Linked DNA regions of Homo sapiens: all the other regions are linked to region 1. A link is a loop called in an ENCODE intact Hi-C map of the cell type or tissue named here. Cell type or tissue: IMR-90. All regions are shown on one strand. Region 1 overlaps LOC105370770 (a long non-coding RNA gene). Region 2 overlaps DPH6 (diphthamine biosynthesis 6). Region 3 overlaps LOC124903465 (a long non-coding RNA gene). Region 4 overlaps LOC145845 (a long non-coding RNA gene).

Region 1 (5,000 bases):
TAACCTTATCGAAGTGTTCCCGTTTACATAGAAGAAAACAAATATGATAAAGCGGTTAAATATGTATCTGTCTTAGATTTCTAACATTTTCCTCTCGATATATCTTTTCGGAATAAACAAAGGGAAGTGAATTCTTCATTCCTTATTTGTACAAACAAGTGAAATTGGGTCCCCTTCACGATGGAAGGCACTGGCCTTTCTCCTCACATGGAACAAACTGCTAGAGAAACTTGGTTTACACAAAATGGAAACATTTAATCCTTGCATCTATATTTCAAAATAGTACATGGTTTTTCCATAAATCTATGTGTGATGACATATTTCGTAACATTACATAAGGCTTTCCATGCATTTTTATTCATGGGAGAATGGCTTGCAGAAAATCACAACATTGTACTATGCTTCTCCAGCAAGTTAATTTTCACTTTACTGCGAATATACAGTTTATGGAAAAATAATAGTTATTTAAGTGTAGCGTACTTACCTGTTGCTGTGGGAAAATTCCTACCATTAAAAATGTGCTTTCACTTCAGTTATTATTATAATGTAGGCTATACCAATGCCTGATGATTTTTATAAACAGAACCTATAAATCTGCATTTTGGTTCAGGGCTGTACTATTTAGACAAATGAAAATGAAGCAGCATGACATGAAGTCCAAAGGAACGTTCTTATACATGCCTCAACTTTGGTTTTTTGGTAACTGCCCTTTGGAGACTATCCTTTATTAAGGATCTTAATGAGGGTTCTGCCTGTATTTTTCTCCCAAGAATGTCAAATAAGGTTCGAAAGCAAATGTAAACTGTAATACAAGTGACACACACTAAAAATAGCCCTATAAATCTGTTCATTTTGTTTAGATAGTCTCCAGAGTTGTAAAAAGTAGGACTGTTCAGCTTTATTATTTGTTTTGGAAAACCTAATTCTGTAGAGAATAGGCCACTGATAATGCTATATTACTTTAGAGGAGATTTATTAAGACTGTCTCTAGATTTAATTTTTTTAAAATAAAGAAACTCTTTCCTGTTTTTATTTTCCAAATAATCTACAAGATAATTAACTGAATATAATCTATAATATTAAATAAATTTTCCCATTTACTCATTAGAATTAAGATTTTGAAAGGCACATTTATCTAAACTAAAATTAATTAAAATTTCAAATAGAATTCTCATTCCTATTAACCTGTCAAATATGTTGCGTTCAATGTTTCCAGTAACAGAACAACAATATTTATTATCTAACGTACCATAAGTTTTTAAAAATAACTCCAGGAGAACATTTTTGGAACACTTACAATCTGAATAGACAACTAAAAAAATCAGACATTTCTGTGTGAAAAATAGCTATTGTAAATTAAAATGGTTGAGGGAGAATATATTTTTAGAAAACGATGTCATTTGAATTTGAGAAATTGGATGTCAGGGCAAAATTGAAAGAGGGGGTGTGAGCTCCATCATTTGTTAAGGAGGTTTAGAAAAGTAGTTTAGAAGAGGTTTCTCTTGAGAAAAAGTTTAGGAGGTTTAAACCTTTCCTTTACCCTTTCCCCATGGTAGTCAGTAGGATCTCTTGGATTGGCTGGATGACTTTGCACTCAAGCCAAGATTGATTGCAATCTAGAGCTTTGTTTTTTGATATCTTATCCCAATGGAGGCATGTATAAACAGACAAAATGACTAAATTGGGCAGCAATCTGACCTTTTAGATGAGAGGCAGTTCAAAAACTACATCAAATTCTCTTTGAAGAAACAAGAACATTGTCACTGAACAGAACCTTACAGCTTAGTTCTTTTTTCTTCCACACGGCCGAACTGTACCCTTGAATTATTAAGAAATAGGAGTTTCCAGGGCTTTGGGCCTCCTTCCCACCCCAACCCCTCCCAAACTCCCTTCCCCCTGAGTTCAGAAAGAAAAAAGTGTTGCTATTCATATGATAATTGTCAAAACCATGACGAGGGCCAAACAAGACAGTGCCAAGAAATCATTAGTTCAGTATACATCTCAGATTTCTGTAATGTTCAGTTAATGGGCTGGATTTCACCAGACCTTTTTTCTTGTAAATTCTCCTTAGTTTGCTTTTAGCCATCTTTAAAAAGAATTGTGTAAGCCAGGTTTTTAGTAATCCTTTTTCAGTGAAAGTTAATTTTTTTAAAAACTGAAATATTGTTTTTGACAAGTTCTTACATTCCATTTTTATTATATACATTTTGAAATTACTAATTCAGAAAACTAAAATGCTGTACTGAAAAATTTCCCAACACCATATTAGAGCTGAACATTGTAGCTCAAGCACATAAAACACAGAAGGGAGATAAAATAACCAAAATATCTTTAAATTTAAAAAAAATTCTGATTCATGTAGAAAGAAGGATAACATACAGGAAATTTTGAGAACATTTTTTATTCATTCAGGTAAATGTTGATGCAAGTCTGTTTTTACATATATGAGTTAATCTAATGCTTCAGATATTATAATGTCATTCTATCTTTTTAAATATTTTATAGAAATATGTCACCATGGAAAAAGCAAATATTACAATGAGAGTAACCAACCAGAATTTTGAAAAGCAAAGGAAAAGGAATAGTGCAATTTTTGTTTGTAAACCTATTGACATAAATAGTCTGACCTGTCACAAATTACCTTTTAGCTACCGTATGTTATGTATAGAACAGTCAAAACTGATAACATTTTGCTTTCATCAGTTTTGTGTTAGGATTCTGAAAACCTGAAATGTTGATTGTGGCGAAATAATCAAATGTATCTACATAGCATGCCTCCCCTGGACATGTTTACTCTGGTAAGAATTCATAAATGCAAAACTAGGCTAAAGAACAGGGTTACTGCTTCTAAAAGGCAGCTCATGGGTTGTTTAATAGTATTTTAAATGTCTGCTAATCGGAGTCACAAGAAAGCACAGAAGAGTAGAGAATTGGTTCCAGGGCAATCACACAGTAGTCAAGAAGATTAACATGCCACTAGGGGACAGCAGAAAGTCACAGAATGAGGTAGTGCCAGAGAGACCAGAACAAAAGGCTTTTCTTTGTCGAGAGACAGACAGAGAGAGAGACTAAGATGTATTTCCAAACTAAAATCATTTTACAAGTATTCGTAAGTGTATTTTTAAAAAGCAGTAGAAAAATATTTTCAAGGTTCTATTTTTAGATTGCTAAGCTCTGTGTACCAGAATGTTATAAAATATACATAACTATCATCTTGGCAAAATAAATTCAAATATGGGCTATTCTATTTTCTGCTTTTTAGAGTGAAGAAAAGTTTCAAACATCAGGAAAAAAAAACAGCGCATTGCAAAACATATTAGACTGAACCTATCGATGACAAAATGCAACTGTGAAATGTTGAGACTGTTCATCAAAGCTGGACATAAGCAGGATCCATTCCATTTTCAAAGAGGTAGAGTGACTGTCTGAAAAAACAAAAGTAACTAGAAAATTGATAAAACTGACCGAGTCATCTATGCAGAAAGTTGCTTATATAGACCCATAATATAATACATTTGTGATCATAAAGCACAATTTTGATTTTGGAATTGCAATCATAGTTCAAGGCGAGTAACAATTTTAACCTCTGTAATTATTTTAAAAGCTAATGCACATCCTTTAACAATTCAGTTTGCTGAAATGGTCACTTATGCTTTTGTATTTATACACCTAAACATCATCTAAGTGCAATAGATTTTACAATCCCAGGTGATTTACCTAGACTGCAACATTGTTATCAAATGATAACCTTCTAAGTTTCTTGAATTCATGGGTCATATTCCTTTGTTTGAGCTGCATAAAACCTATATCACTGAGCAGTCACTTAATATCTCTGATGATAAGGATGTTAATGAGTTTTGTAATACTTTTCTGAGTTATTTCTCTGTTACAATATTGCTTCTTGAATGCTATACATTGTTTATTCTTGTTTTATGTGGTACACATGTATTATTTACTTACCAGATAATCGCAGTTTTCCCGTCATAAAAATCAAAAGGTCGAAAAAAATTTGAGAAATTTGAGAAAAATATTTGAGAAATTTAGTTCATTTTCCCATTGTTTTTTATTTCATATAAAACTGGGAATAAAATATGGCAAAGCTGTTTATTTGCCCTATTTTTATTTTTTGGCCCTATTTTTCATATTTAAGGATTTCAATTGCACAGTATTTTTTAAAATTTCTGGTGGCTGTTATGTATTGTACATAAAAATATTTAGAATTCTTTTCTTACCACCAAAATATAATTTTGATTAAAATTATAAATGTATTCTAAATTCATGGCATCCTTTCCATTTTCATTATTTTGTCTTTATTTAATCCCTTTCTTTTTTCTGTAATATGTTTTCCTTTCTGATCAAGTATCCTGACTCTTATGCACTTCTGGAATTTAGCACTTCTTTCATCTCAGATGGACTTTATCCCTAGATCCACAATTATTTATTTTTTGTTTCTTTTCCTGGATGGGTTCCTGTGTTATAGATTGCATTCTCTCTTTTTGTTCTGCAATTTGGACTAGCAGACTACAAAAATAATAATTCAACACATGTTAAATCCTGAAGATCCTCTCCCTGCACGGTGGAGAAGATCTTCCTAATATCTTGCTGAAATCCCCATCTACCACATTTAAGACCCTGCTGTCTGGTACTATTCTCAGAGGAAACAGAGACCAGCTGTTCACCTCTACCTGCAAAGGACTGTGTTCCTTCATGAACTTGAAGACTGCGATTAATTCCTTCCAAGTCTTTTCTTCTCCAGACTAAACAAGGCCAGTTTCTTTACCCTTGTTTTATTGGTACTATTTTCCAACACTTGAGTTATTTTGCTGCTTCCTCTGGACCTACTCCAAATTCTGCACATTTGGCATAAATGTTAGGATGCTAAAGGACACAACAGGATAACAAAGAACAGATTAATAATGCATATAAAGTGAATGATTCTATTTCCTAAATTCTCAATGACTATCTGTCAGTATTTTGTCTTTGAACAATCAGACTATGCT
Region 2 (5,000 bases), 980 kb before region 1:
TTACTCAAAAGCAATACAAAACATAAATAAGAACTTTACAAGAAAAACAACAATTTACTGAATATTGAGAACATTCAATTCCAAAGTTCATTGTGTAAGATTATTTTTTATCATCAGGTCATTTGAAGTGTCTGAATCTAAACCAATCATTGTGGTATATAACAGCTTTTAATTATACTGAAGACACATTCCGAATACTTCTTATTCATTTCCTATAATTATTTGTAATTAAAACAATGTTTTACTTTAAAAAAATTAAATTGATGAATTATGCCAGAAGTATGTTTGTTTTAATTGGTTCACAGAGAAACAATTACTTTACTATTAGATGGCTTCATAAAGTTGCACTTTTATGCATGAGGTGTTTGAAATCAGTAAGGGAAGGCCTGGTGTTCAAAGAATTCTGTATTCAGCACACATTAACTGAACATCTTTTATGTGCCAGGTACAGAATTAGGCACTATGAATTCAAACCAAAGTAAGACAAAGCCCTTACACAAAAGGAGTGTATGTACACACACGTACATAAACTGTAAGGACCAAGTGGCTTTTAAACTCTGTTGCTTTGAAAGAGAGGGACTCTAGGTCCCCATCTCCATTTCAACCAAAAAAGCTCCATTTTCATCTATTTTACACACCAGTCTTCTTCGTAGCTGGTGGAGAAAACAAAAGCTGTATAGCTAGAAAACACAAATAAGGGCTCTAGACTATTATTACTAAGAACCCAGATAATTGAAAAAGTATCCTAAGTATTTTCAGATACACTAAAGGGGAAAAATTTTAAACTCCTGTTTTGTTTTGTTTTTTTGAGTTTTATCATCAGTTTTCACACATTGCTAAATACTGGTTTGTGGGTAAATTTCTACTAAAATAAAGATTCCAAAGACAGCTTATTTTAAAAGTTTGGGAATGAGGTGTGTAGGGAGTTGAGACTGAATGCACATCTCATTATGTTAGTTCACATTACCAAGAAATGCTATCCCAACTTTCAGATTCACATAAATCCAGAAATTGCCAGATAGGACTTTTAAAATCCAAAGTGCATTAAATGTGTTCTAGATTCTATATTAAAAACTTCCTCAGATAAAAGCCATTTACTTTCCCACTGTGGTTTTGGAAATAAAGTTACCATTTGAGCATCTCTAATGACCTGGCCAACTTAAATATATTATCTCTAATACCTCACAAAAACATCAAAGGATAAGGTGTTTTTACTCCCATTTTATAGAAGAGAAAGCAGCTGCAGGGGTTAAGACGTGTTCAATATTACATAGTGAATACATGAAGAAACCAGGACTTGGGCCCGTGATCTTTTTATTAAAACACTTTCAGAAGCAAAATAAACTTAATCCATAACATTTTTCTCTTCTAATCATATCTAAATATGATTCCTGCTTTTATTATCCATAACTTCACATCTAGTTGCATTTTACAATGAAAAACTTAGCTATCAATATATACAATCAAAAAGGTAACCAAAAAGAGAAAAAGGAAATCTAAAATTTAAATCAATGCTAATGAATGACAAACACTTTAGTCATTGTGTAACTCCCTTGGTTTGAATTTAAATAATGTCATGTATAACGACTGGGTTTCACAATTCAGGAATAAATAGAAGTCAAATTTTAGGCAGCCCACTCAGATTCTAATTAAATAGAAAAAACAAGTACAAAGGAACTAAATTATTTTTAAAAAATACTCCTATCAGAGTTCAACTTCAAAAAGATATTTCATGAACAGACAGTACAGCCTGTAAGATTCCATCTTTCTCAAATTACTCTGATGAACGTCTGATAAAACTTGAGATTTACCAAGGGATAAAAAGAAGAAGCAGCCAATAATTCTAAATGAAAACTCAGAATGGTCTTTTGTTCTCTTTGTTTAAAGTAAAGCCACTAGTGAAAAACAAGAATGTCTACTTAGGAAAAAGGGGTCTCTTGTTTGAACAAAAATTAAATTTAAATGTCCTGTTTCTTACCTGAACATTTGAAATCATCTACATCTGTCTAATGTTCACTAAAAGACTATAGAGGGCACTGTTGCATCAGCTTTGAAGCTTTACAATAGAGGCTGAGAAAAAGAAAACTGTCTATAACATGTAATTTCTCTAAAGGGTCAAATGCATGGAAATCTACTAAGCCTGATATAAAGGGGAAAGAACTAAAATGTATGTTTTTCTAAAACAGGCTGGACTTCAATGGGGGAAAAAACTTAACAAAAACAACTGTCAAATAGAGAAGACTGCACTGCACACATTTTGCATTTCCCTTTGTAGTGCTTTCATGAGAAAGGTAAGTAATCATAGCACCTCCTTATCCATTGGAAACAGCACCCCACTGCAGAATCCTCTTTACAATCAATAGGCAACTGAATGTGGCACCTCATGCAATTCTTCCATAATTCTATCAACAGAAAGAATGCAGTCTGTTTGCATACTTTTGTCTAAAAGACCAATTCCATTTGTCCCTTCTTGGATAAAATGACAGCTACAGATCAATCACTCTCACGTGAAAGTAAACATGCTACAAAAAAAAACAAAAAAAAAACAAAAGAAGAAGAATCAAAACTGAAATCCTCGCCTATTTTAAGCATAATTTTATTACACATAAAAACTCAAAGTAAAATAGAAAAAGCAAGTTTTTCCTCATAGACATGCATTTTGTGCTATTATACAACAGTATCAGGATGTAAAATAAATAAGTTACATCAAACAATAGTCATGAATCTTACCTTTACATATGGACAGCACTTAATTAAGTTCCATATATTTTCTATTCTCTCACATAATTCCTGTTACAATTCTTTGAAATTAAATCCAATTAAGTACAGTGTCAAAGGTACTTTCAGTACATATATACAATAAGACTAGCATACACAGCATAAAGCTTCTTATAATACTACCATTTAATTTTTTTCCACTAAAAATAATGCAAAAGTAAAAGGGAGTTAAATTATCTCATTTTGGTAATTTGAAAATAATATCCTGAATTGCTGAACCTCTGTAGAAACATGGACATTAGCTGTGAGAATTATAATATGATCAAACCAAGTAGAATATGTACAATGAAAAAAAAATCCTCCATTAATGTATATCTAATCATACCACCATATCACATATTGGATAAATCCACATTAATACAGGTACCATAATAAAACTAAGGCCTCTAATAAAGGAACCCAAATTCCCTGGAAAAACAGTATACAACTCATTTTGTCACTCTCAAAATTCCAGAGAGATTAGCACCTTCTCTGAAATCAAAGTGCAGAACTGTGAAAGTGTTACAAATTCTCCAGTAATATGTCAACCTACTCATAAATCAAAAGGAGGGGAAGGGGCTTTAGATGGTATGTAGATTTCATTTTATTACAAAAGCTCCAGTTTAACAAGTTATTTTCAGCCAATAAAAGTCAAAAAGTAAAGCAATGCTAAAGTGGCTAGTACTGACTCTGAGGCTTTACTTTTTAACTGAAATGCTACTTGAGTATTGCTCCCTTAAATTATTAATTTATGGGTTTTGCTTAGTTTCCTCCTAAGGCAAGGCAGTTCTAGTCACAGGTACATTGAATGCATGTAAATAAACAGAAAGCTTTTATAATGGTCCTGTAATTCACTAAACATAATAAACAACCTTTTTTAATGAATGTTGAATGTACAATCCTATGAACCAACTTTATATAAATAGACTATATCATCTAAAGAATCTGTAAGATCCTCTAGGAAGTAAATGAACAAATTCAGAAAAATTAAACATAGGCTGATTGCTTTTCATTGATCTAACAAAATTAATGCTTACAACAGAATCAAAGTGCTGATAGGACTATGAAGAGTTGTGTTCAATTTTGAAGAAATCTAAGAGAAAGTGTCATGAACTGTGAGAAAATGTATTTGCAATATTGCTTTTCATCTACCACAGGATGACTACAAAAAAAATCAGGCAATGTATTTTTAATATGCAGGATATTTAACTAGATATTTTAGTTTACTATTGAAGAAGAGCAGCATATTAAAATCAATTTTAGTCAACTTTAATTTATGCAAAGCTTGATTGTGAGCAATAGCTGCTAAAAGGATGCAACATTGTTGATTCATATACAAGCATTTTACTTAACTACATTGGATAATAGCAGTGCTCCTAAAGGAGTATAAAAAGCAAAGTGATTAGCAGTCATTAATGTTAATTAGTGTTCACATTACATTCCTTGGGATGAATCTCCTTTAAGTTGAATACATGGAAAGTTCATTTTTGAAGGTTTGCCAAATCTTGCCTAGGTAAGTACTAAACTAAGCCGTCAACTACCAGCAAGCAGAATGAAAAACAGGGACAGATCAGCATCCAATTAGTATGTCTAAGTTTTTAAACAGGAAAAGGGTTGAGGGGAATCAGTAAAACTGGAAACTCATACTTCACATTTTGCAATCTCACTGATAAAAGGAGGAAATGTGTGTTTATCAAACTTGCTGTGAGTGCACAGTTCATTTGGAGTCCTGTAAACAATCGCCTGGCTGCCCACTTTCAAATGCATGTGAAAATCTTGGAGATTCAGAGCATCATATTCAGCAAGCAAGGTCATTCTAGTGATGCCCTGGAAATGGGAAATTAGGAAAACGTGGCAATCAGAGGTTTAGGATTGACCAGAAAAAGCCCTGAGGCTGGATTACCATCTTTCACCACCAGTCAGGCTGTCTCTGCTTATTCAGTATTAATACAACAGGACTGCAAGTGAATGAAAATAACTCAATGCACCTAACTGGGACACTGGCTTTCTTGTTTAGAAAACAACAGACATTTGTCACAGCAAAAAAATTAAGTAAAATAAAATAAAATAATAAAATCTCTCACATACAAGCTTTCAAGAACCAACCCTGAAAGAAAAACAGGCTCCTCATGAACCTTCAAAAAGGACCTGGGGAATGGCTGACATCCTGTTGATTTGATAATCAATAGGAAAGATTTCCTTTCCCCCAATACCATTCAGTGCATTTTTAAGTAGATGCCAAA
Region 3 (5,000 bases), 610 kb after region 1:
AAATTTGCCAGTTGTCTCAGGGGAGAACCCAGAATTTCTTTGAACGAAAGAGATCTTACTGATCTAGTTGCATGTCACTTATGAAACTGTTAGTTTAAAATAGCAGTCCTAGTGTAGTGGATTACACATGAGGAGATCAAGTTGGAGTCGATTCAAGGTATTGGTTCTTGGTCAGTCTGCTGAATTCAAAACACTATTACCTTTAATCAGCAACTTGCGGGTGTTTTATTAATAGAGCTGAAAAAGGCTCATCTAACATATAAGAATTTCCTGGTTTCCCTCATCCCCAATTTTCCAGTCCAATAGAAGCGATTCCAAAGGAGTAGGGTACCCGCACTTACTGATTTCCATCCTGGTGGCATTTTGCTAATGCCCCATTGTCAGCGTTGGCACTCCCACCCAGGCTTCCAGGCTCATCTGCTCTCCCATATTTGGGGTGAAAGGAAAGTAGGTGGGGCAGGCCCGGGAGACAGGCACGAAATGGGGGTCGCAGGAGGTGGCACACACCTCCGTCAACAGTCAGCTCCTTCTGCCCAGGCTGGAAATGGTTTTAACAGGCGGTAAAATTTCATCTTGCGGTGTCAAATTGGGGTCATTTTGGGGTTAGAGTTCTCAGTGTCCGAGAGGAGCTGTCCAGCTGCGTGGGGACTCATTAACTGCAAAAGATCTGTTTCAGTAAAAACAATTCAAAGACAATCAGAAGGCTAAAGACCCTCTACAAATCGCATTTTACAAGTGCCCCAGAACAAATATGGATGGTGAAACCTATTTCTTCAGAATCCCAAATCAGCTACTTAGCTCTGGAGTGGGGGTGGGGGTACTGCATAAAAAAGAGGTGAAAAGGAGGGGACCAAGCGGGTGGGGACCAGTGGAAGGGGGAATCGGGCCTCTCAAATTTAAGAGTCTGTTTTTAATCACCTCTTTCTTATTGAAGCAGCCCCAAGAGTTCTGAAAACTGCTACTTTTCTATTTTTCATTTTCTTTTTTTGAGCCAACATGGAATGCTATTATAGGTAACATTTAAGATTTAAAAGGAATAATTGAATTCCACTATAGTCCCTTAATTTGAAGGGCATTGGCTTTATGGGGAGTGTTTAATTTGAACCAAGAATTTATGAACCCAGACTCTAGGTGAATTTGCCCACACTCCTTAAGGAGCTTGTGTAGCTGTTTCTTTTTCTTTTCCTTGAAAGTTATAGCTTCTTAGCACAGATAACTTCAAATTCCTCAGAACTGAGAAGTCCAAAGTGTTAATCTGTGTATTAAAATCGCCAGGTTTAAATCCTTTTTGTCTTCTTACAACAGTTAGAACAATTGACGCCTTGCTAGAGAAGCAAATAAGTCCAACCTTAATCTTATCTGTAACTTTATTTAATGTTTTGATTTGGAATATTTTGGATTAAGCATATCTTTAAAAACTCTGTAAGGTTAATTTTTATTCCGGGAGGGAAGTTCTCTTTACTGATTTTGAAAAAAGACATGAATTATTACTTTGATTTTCAAAAATTCCTTCAGGTAAAAGGAAAATTCAGGTTTAAAATGAGAAGCTAGATATGTGAAATGCCAGAGATTTTAGGATAAAACCAAGTCAATACTTAAAAGTAAAGTATCATTTGAAAGAAATTTTATTTCTTGCATTACTGAACTGAGCAAGTAACAGTGATCAAAAATATGTTATTCTCTCTCCATCTCTCTCTCTCTCTGGACTCCACTTCTGTCACTAGGTCTTCTCTTTCCATCCCCAGCACTTTTCTTTGGGTTCTGAATGACACAGTGATTTTTTTTTTTTGTAGTCTAGTTATTTTCTCCAAGCGTCTCAGAGTATTTCTAAATTGTTATTCAAGGAGTTTGATTTCAGCCCTGCAGAAACAGCCCTGAGCCCAGCATCGCTGGGACAAAGGCAGAAGGGGCTATCTTCTGTTCAAGACCTGCTGGCTGACAGTTGGAATTTTTGATATATATTTTATTTGGCGTTTCCAATAACGTGTTTGTCTTTCCCTCTCCACCCCTTGCAGCCATCTATTACTTTTAAAACATCCCTTCTCCATAAACATCGGCTCATCCTTGTGAACTATTCTTGACCTTCCCAGCAGTGTAACCAGCAGCTCTGAAAGTTGGCCTAGAAATAATTCCACTGGCTTCCTTACCTGTTAACTTTACTCACTCTTCCTAGCTGGGATCAACAGAAGGAAGGGGACTTTTTTGTTTGCTTTTGTTGTTGTTGGTGGTGGTGGTGGTGGTGGTGGTGGTTTTTGGTTCTTTGGTCCTTTTCCCACTTAAACTTTCTATAATGATTTATTCTCCGCCTCCTCCCATTAATAACGTTTAAGCACCCCACACTTTATTTTTTAAATAAAATGGAGTAAAATTATTATACTTTTTTCCTTTATGCCCCCTTTTCTTTTATTTCTCCCAATTTTAGGGGCTTCACCATCTCATAGAAAGGACTTCAATAAATAGCCCTCTAGCGCTATCTGGCGGGGCTCCAAACACGACGTGCGCTTGCTCTCACTGTTTCTTCCTCCTTCCCGCGCTCTCTTCTTTCCTCTCTTTCTTCCTCTCTCCTGCTTTTTCTCTCGTCTCTTCCGCTCGATTGTTTTCCTCTTTTTTTCTGTCCTCCTGCGGCCTCTTGTCTAGTTCCTACCCCTACTTCAGCGCAGGCGGCTTGGAAAGCCCCGGCCAGAGGCTAGTAACTCTCGCAAGTGGGAGATGCTCTGGCGACGGATCTCTCTTTTCTGATCCCTCCTCCCCCTTACCCAGCGCGGATCACACACATCCTTTGCCTTTGATTAGCATCTTAAAGTTGCTTAGCGTGCCGCTTAAGTCCCAGCGTCTCAGCTGGCGGTGGTTTGGAGAGGCTTAAAACTGCATTCATGAAGTTTGGAGGAAAGAAATCAGACACTGGAATTCAGGGCTAGGAGCCCAGCTCAGTTTTAGGTCAGAAGGCCGAGTCTCAGTGCGAGATTGAGGAAGGGTCGGGGCTTAACGGGGGAGGTGGGGGTGGCGGGGGGGGGAACAGCACGGCGCGGCGCCTAGCCTGCGAGATGGAGTCGGAGTGGGGGTGCGAGCGGTCCTCCACCGCCTCTGCCCGATCCGTACCTCACAATGGACTGCTCGAGTTTGTATCTAGGCCTGTCCAGGATTGTTTACTCCTTCAATTAATCAGCTTTATCTCTTTTCCCCCTCCCCCCACCTCCACCAAATCTGGAGAGGAGTGGGAAAGAACTGGAAAACTCACAGGGCAAAGAGAGAAAGCCAACAGTCATAGTGCGGGAGGAGGCACGCCTGGGATGCAATACCCAACAGTCTCCTCCCTGCTTTCCTGCAATTTGCAGGTCATTGTCTTTCTTATTTGTAGCTTTTTTTTTTTTTCTTCAGTAGCCGGTAAACAATCGAACGCCGGGTAGGGAGGTCAGAGGGGATGGGGCTGTGGGAGAGATTCTACTCAGGCTAGGTGCTTTAGATTTGGACCTGGCTGTGTCCCTACTTTATTAAAATTCTCATGTGGCGCGCGCTGTCTTCTCTCTTCTCTCTCTCTCTCTCTCACACACACACGCACATACACACACAGCCCGAGAGAAATTTCCAATCTTTGAGCAAATCTCTTCCATCTAGTCCTTGAAACAGAGGAAAGGACATGGGACCTGAAGGAGAGTTATGATTGAATTTTCTAAAATTTAGTTTTGACATTGCAAAGTAAAAGTGAGGACCGTATTCCCAATACAGACCCAGAGGGTGGTTATTTCAGGTGAGGGGACCTCAGCCTGTGACGTCTATGATCAACCAGACAAAGACCCCTTCCTAAATCTGAAGTCCCACCCCCACCCGTGGCAAACATGGAATACAAGGGAGGGGAAGGATGGCACAATAGTGGGTTCTGTTTTCCAAGAACTGCCCCCCACCTCCATTGCAGAAGGAAAAAAAAGCACGGTTCGGGTGTAATTAATTGGGGACTGTTATTAGGTCATCATTAGCCAAGGTACAAATAATAGCAGCACATTTTTACTTAAAATTGACCAGCCCCAGAGTGATAGATCGATTTGGAGTATAAAAAGATGTATCAAAACATCAATGTCGATTATTTGAAATATTGTAGTCGAATTTTTTTTATTGCTTCATCGGTTAAGTGTCTGAAAATGCAGTGTTCAAACATATATTTATGTTGTCAATACTGTCAGAACTGTCAGTTTTACTATACTGGATTTGTACTATATTTCAAATATGCTAATTTACATAAAATGCCCACCCTAGGATTCCCCCCCTACACCCACCCCATCTCTGGAAAATCCGTGTCAGTTTCTTCAAAGGATTCAGCAATCTTTGCCTAAGCTAAAGTGTGCACTACCTCTTTTACTCAATTTTCCACATCGGATTACATGTCTTTTTCACCATCTCTAACTTTCAAAGAGATCCTTCTTCCTTTCTCCCCAATTCTGCCTACTCTAACCTCTTCTTCAAAATAGTACTGAGGCACTTGGAAAGCTTCGAATTTAAATATCCACATCCCAGCTCCAAATATACCATTGGAGTAAAAAAACGGAAAAACTGGACTTGAGTGTACTTGGCCGCACTCGGGTAAACCAGGCTTCACCAGGTAGACGTTCTCATACCGTAAGGGTCCATCATCAAATTACCTGGCAGATTGAAATCTTCCAGGGAAAATGAATTTGGAAATGTAAACACCTTTTCTTTCTTTTTACTTAAAAGCCTCGATGGTAGAAAAAGAAATAATACTTATAAATGATCGGCACGTTTTAACTTTAAAAGCTTTTGAACTCAAGTGAAAGACACACGTTGGAAACAGAATTGATAGTTTTAATTCTACCCATTTTCACCTGGCACATCAGATCAGTGGCAATCATTTATTTTATGGGGTGTGGAGGGGAAAGGGATAGAAAGCGGATAGAAAGCTAGAATCCACTGAAGTCCCTGTCCTAAAAATCTCAGAGAAATTAAAGACTTATTGAAACACAAACATTCCATCGCTCCATACTCTCCGT
Region 4 (5,000 bases), 380 kb after region 1:
TGGAAGGAGGGAGACGTCCCCTACCTCCACTCCGGAAGCCTCGGGGTAACGTCTCCCATTGCTCTAGCGGAGTTCAGATCTCCAATTCCAGTTTCAACTGGAACCCTCACCGGGTCTGTCTGCTCAGTTAGGAGGGGGTGCGTTTGCATTGATTTTTTGTGGCATCTGGAAATTTGCGGTGTTTCAGGAATAAATTTTAGCATGTTTTTCTTTTCTGTTAGCCACTGCCCTCCGTTTCTGCATTTTGTTTTTTAAAATATTAATGACTGTGTATGTCTCTGAAAGGTCCACCCAACTCAGGACTCTAAAGGAAACATAACGGCTTTTGCACATTTTGGGGGCGTCTTTCCTTAGGGGTCTAGGAGCAGAGAGGTGCTGCTTCCATTTTTGTCAGAATGCTCAGTCATAGAGTTCTCACCCCCTCTTTCTGTCTAATACGGCTTTGGGGGGTTTGTGAGGGGAAAATAGCACCCCCTCCTCCTCCCTATCAGCACTCAAATACAGGATTAGGTGGAGTTACCTGAAAGTGTATATATTGTTCCTTGGCAAGTGTTTAATTCTCTTTCTCTCCATTTCTATCTGGTACAAATGCCTACAAAACTCCATTGACGAAACTCAACAAATAGATGTGGACAAGAGAACATCTTTTACATCTCCACAGCTTTCAACTCGCTAATTGGTGAATATTAAAAATATTTTTCCAGGAAAAAAGAAAAACAAACAAACACACCTACACTGCTGTTGCTCGTGTTTTCTTCTCACCAAAGGTAGACACATCATTGGATTTCTTTTTCCTTTGTAGCAAAAGATGAGGAAATCAGAAATGAACCGCAGCCTTTTAACAGTAGCAATTCCAAGACTTTTGAAACAGTTTTCTTTGCTTCTGTTTTCCCTTCTTTGCCCTTAAAGCAAAACAAAAACAAAGACAAAAAAGGAAGAAACATCATTCTTAGTGAAGAGTTTATTTTGTTGCCACAATAAAGGGATGGGGGCAGTTAACAGCTACTTGAGATGGTAATGCTTAGTGATCCCATTCTTTTACTCATAATCTTCAAGTGGTTTAAGATTAATGGCAAGGGGTGTTTTCCGTCTCTTCCTAAGGACCTTCACATTAATTTACTTAGAACATTGACCAGACTGTCAATGTCTCCAAATTTCATTAAGTCAAACAGAGACAATACAATGAGATGATCATATTTCCTTTATATGTGAGAGAAATATTTTTATTTGGATTCAACTGCTATGAGGGACACCCCCTTTCTTGTCTTTATTATTTTGTTTTCTTTGTACAGATATGTAGATAGCTATATATAGATATTTTGTATATATACCCACATACGTATATACATATATATTTGAATAGACTCATATGGTCTGCAGATAACTTCCCTTCCACTTCTGAGCTTAACGAGGACCTTTCAAACAGTCAACCCCCGTTGCAGGCAGTAGATTCTGCTTCCCCAGAGCAGGATTTATATTTAAAATCAGTTTGAACCCAATGGACTTCCTCAAAACAGACCCCCCAAAATGATAACAGCTTGGAGTATCAATATTTAACTTTACCTCAATTGTCACACAATAGCCCCAGCAAATCTTCAAACACAATCAGACTGAGGCATCACTTCACTGGCCTGAAGACCGGGTTGTCTCCCACCTCTGCCTTGCCCTAGGAGCGCTGGTTCTAGGGAGTCACCGGGGTCCCTGTCCCCTCCCTGAGTGTCTCCAAAGATGGGAATGGGGGTTGGAGAAGGGGTGACACAGGGCTTCTGGGAAGAAGCGAAAGAGGAGAATGGATTTTTAAACCAGAAAGTCCTGCTACTCTGGCAAGAAATTAAAGTCCAGAGACACACCTTTCCCTTGCTGTCCTCCCTGCCCGTGTTCCTTCCCCCGCGCCTCATTTCTGAGCACTGTTTTAACAAAATCCCAAAATCCGGTACTTTGGAAAGCAAAACCAAAAACTCCCTCAGAAACAAAAGTCGTTCCGCGGTGTAGATTGACACTCGTTATGTGGGGGTCTGGTTGCGGTTGGAAGACTTATCCGAGTCAGGGCTGCATTGCCAGCGCCTTTCCCAAGAGTGGAGGTTGGCGGTGCAGGCGGTGCGGCTGCCAGCCTGAGATTGTTCCGGCTCTCGTTACCTGTGCGCCCTCGCGTTACATGGTGCTCATAAATCCCGCGGCAGATTAACTGGGAAACCAAGAAAATGCCTCTATGCACCGAACCGTTGAAAAAGAACCAAAATTCTCTCAAATAGTAGCAGTCTCACACCTTGCATTGGACGTGAAACACTATAGTAAGATCAAATGTCAAAGACATCGGTTATTTTGGTGCACTTCAGCTACCTTTTCCGTTTCCAGCAAAATTGAGAAGTACGACCCCAAAAAGAATAGACACACCCATGGAAAAGACGTGTGTGTGTGTGTGTGTGTGTGTGTGTGTGTGTGTGTGTGTGTAGCTATGGTGACAACTTTTAAACACTTTTTCTGCTTAAAAAAAAAGATTCGGACAGGGTCTGGTATTGCTTTGCGTTGCAGGAAAGGGTCATTCTGGACAAGGAACCGTCTGAATTCCGAAAGCTATCCCTCAAGACTTTTCTAAACAGTGCGAGTTTCCTGGGAGTTTAATTTTGTGAGGATGCAAAATATTGCTTTGTATTGGCCTCTTTCCCCATCAGATATCCATTTTTAAAACGTCTACAGCATCTATTAAAAACATTTCCTTGGACTCGGAATCTGCAGTTCTGCAGGAAAAACAAACTGTAGCGAAAACGCAGAGAATACAGAGATGTAGAAAAAGGAAAGGTGTCCTCTGCCAAGGCTTTTGATAGTTTATTCCCCAGAGGCCAAGCGAAGGTGGGGGGGTTCCTTCGCATTTTATTATTATTATTATTATCATTTATTCATTTAAATGTTCAGTCCTTGACAAGGTATTCCCCTGCCGCGGGGTTTTGCTGGAGAATGGACGTGGGGGCGGTGGAAGGAGTCAGTGAAAGGTGGGGTGCGCAGAAAAACAAGATTCGCTTCGCAGGGGGCTGACCCGCAGCGTTCTGCTCTAATTGCCAGCAGGGGGCGCTCTGATGTTAGCTCTGGACTAGACAGCAGAGCCACTCTGTGCTTGCAAGACAGGCTTGGCAGTTTCACGCAGCTGCAAAAGGAAAGGGAGGGGGGATTGTAGTTCCTAAATCCTCAACAGCTATTCCACTTGGGTTATTTACCCTCGGTTCGAAATGCTTCTACGTCTCACTTTACCTACCCATCCCGCTTATAGTGCATCCCGTTCCCCATCCACCTCTTTCTTTTCATCGGCATCTACGCACCACATGTATAATCTCTCTCTCTCTCGCCTTGAAATATACATTAATGCAACTTATTAAATGCGACGATGAATAGTCAACATTTTTTTCGCCTGTTGGTTCCGCTGATCCAAGCAGGATTTATTTGCAGATCTCACGTCCAGGAGCCATAATGCATGATTTTTTTTTTTCCTTAAATAAAATTGGTCAAATGTTGACAACCTTTGAGCCAATCTAACACTCAAGATTAGTGATGGGAAACTAATGAGAAAATATCAGATCGCCCAGCCTGAGGGCTGCCAATTAAATCTTCGCTGATTGAAAAATAAAAGCGGACTTGGGGTGTGAGCCCAGCTCAACTTCATCTATTAATTTAACATGTTACCGGGTTTATGCCTTCTCTTCTCTAAACAGCTTCCCGTAATACAGCTTTCTCCTCTTCATCCCTCAACCTAAAAGCCAAGTGTTATTTCTCAGAATATTTCAAGTGGTCCAAATCTGGATGATCATTTCTTACATGGTAAATATTAGGCCTTTAAGCAATATGATTTAACTAATTAGAAAATTTACATCATTAAGTCTCAGGGAGAGAAAAAAAAAGAGAAACAAATCTGCCAGTCATTTTAAAGGAGACAGGCACTATTGAAGTGTGAAGAAATCGGCTCTAATTCAAAAAGGCAATCGGGCAGAAAAAGCCCTCAACATTACCCTGCTAGTTATTAATCAGAAAGGGCTCTCTCCTCCCCACACCTCCTCCCTTCTAAGCACTGAGTTTAAGTTCGTTTTTTTGTCAGTGGCCCATGTCATATTTATATTGAGGTTTTGTCTGCTAAAGGATTAAAATTTGAAAATGTTTCAATAAGAGGCAAACAGAATCCTCAAAGCGAAAAATATCCACAGAATCACCTCTCTTCCAGACAAGTAAACTTGTAATAAACAATTCTCACGCCCCTCTTATTTTTTTTAATTCTTTCGTCTTTCTTCCCATTAAGTTCCTATTTTGAAACCTGCTTGGTGAGAACTAGATAAAGTCTTTGTGTTCTGCCCCCCTCCCCCTCCTTTCTTGCATCTCCTCCCTCCTCCAAAGCGAGAAACTTAGACTGAAAGCAGAAAAGTACAAATACATTAACAAAGCCCCACTCACTTGATAAAAAGGCCATGGTCTAGGCTTACATGTCAGGAATCTAAGGGAAGGGGGCTCCGTTGGTGGGTCTACAGACAGAAGGTGATGAACTAGAAATTTCCCCCACCTATGTGTACTATTCAATATAGTGTGTGGTTAGAGAAAAAGGAAGGCAGGTGGGTGAGAATTATTTTAAAGTGTATTGTGGTGTTGTGTGGCTTTTTCTTTCTTCTCCTCTTTTCTATTCAGCTTAAAACAGCAGCCTCATTATATCTAGGTGCCCCTTCCCATCATACTCTTACTTAAGCCCTTGGTACACCACACACATCGCCTTTTCCCTAGTCTTCTCATTCCCAGCAAATTAACAGAAGAAGGAACTGCAAAAGGAACTTTGTGAGTAGTTCCATTTGGAAACCCAGGCCCTTCCTGGCATCTCTGAGGATTTGTTCTTAAACGGATATTGGCCTCAAAAAATGTAATAGCAAGCCTTAGATATTCAATTTCCCTTCATTATTATTTCTTCTTAAATTATAAAGAGGTCCCAAAGGCTCATTTTTCTGCCTTGTCCTATTCTTCTCTAATTATGT

The links. Peaks named below come from ENCODE experiments on the same cell type or tissue, not always from the same donor. Only the 100,000 strongest peaks of a DNase experiment are listed, where the experiment ranks them.
Region 2: a loop joins it to region 1, with 4 times the contacts of the local background. A loop is called at or near these places in 17 of 110 quality-filtered maps.
Region 3: it touches region 1 in a loop (2.8-fold over the local background); 19 of 110 quality-filtered maps call a loop at or near these places.
Region 4: a loop joins it to region 1, with 2.4 times the contacts of the local background. A loop is called at or near these places in 37 of 110 quality-filtered maps.

What each region holds. Positions count from the first base shown.
Region 1 is chr15:36,498,292-36,503,291 of GRCh38, forward strand. LOC105370770 (a long non-coding RNA gene) reads left to right here. Exons shown (of 4, transcript XR_932113.1): 3 at 3,263-3,412. Among named protein-coding and RNA genes, the nearest start is that of CDIN1, 79 kb to the right of the region's middle. In IMR-90, a CTCF peak has its summit at 2,975 (motif pointing right); a DNase peak (open chromatin) is centred at 2,980; H3K27ac peaks cover 253 bases.
Region 2 is chr15:35,517,695-35,522,694 of GRCh38, forward strand. All of the region lies in intron 3 of DPH6 (diphthamine biosynthesis 6), which reads right to left. Among named protein-coding and RNA genes, the nearest start is that of DPH6, 26 kb to the right of the region's middle. In IMR-90, a CTCF peak has its summit at 2,040; a DNase peak (open chromatin) is centred at 2,057.
Region 3 is chr15:37,104,087-37,109,086 of GRCh38, forward strand. It overlaps LOC124903465 (a long non-coding RNA gene), which reads left to right. Exons shown (of 2, transcript XR_007064581.1): 2 at 1-5,000. Among named protein-coding and RNA genes, the nearest start is that of MEIS2, 6.0 kb to the left of the region's middle. RefSeq lists an enhancer at 2,509-3,050. In IMR-90, a CTCF peak has its summit at 2,486; no DNase peak of the experiment used is centred here.
Region 4 is chr15:36,880,767-36,885,766 of GRCh38, forward strand. It overlaps LOC145845 (a long non-coding RNA gene), which reads right to left. Exons shown (of 7, transcript NR_024264.1): 2 at 1,564-1,766; 3 at 731-902. Among named protein-coding and RNA genes, the nearest start is that of MIR8063, 90 kb to the right of the region's middle. RefSeq lists enhancers at 1-237, 709-1,279. In IMR-90, a CTCF peak has its summit at 3,073 (motif pointing right); a DNase peak (open chromatin) is centred at 3,095; H3K4me3 peaks cover 898 bases; H3K27me3 peaks cover 1,110 bases.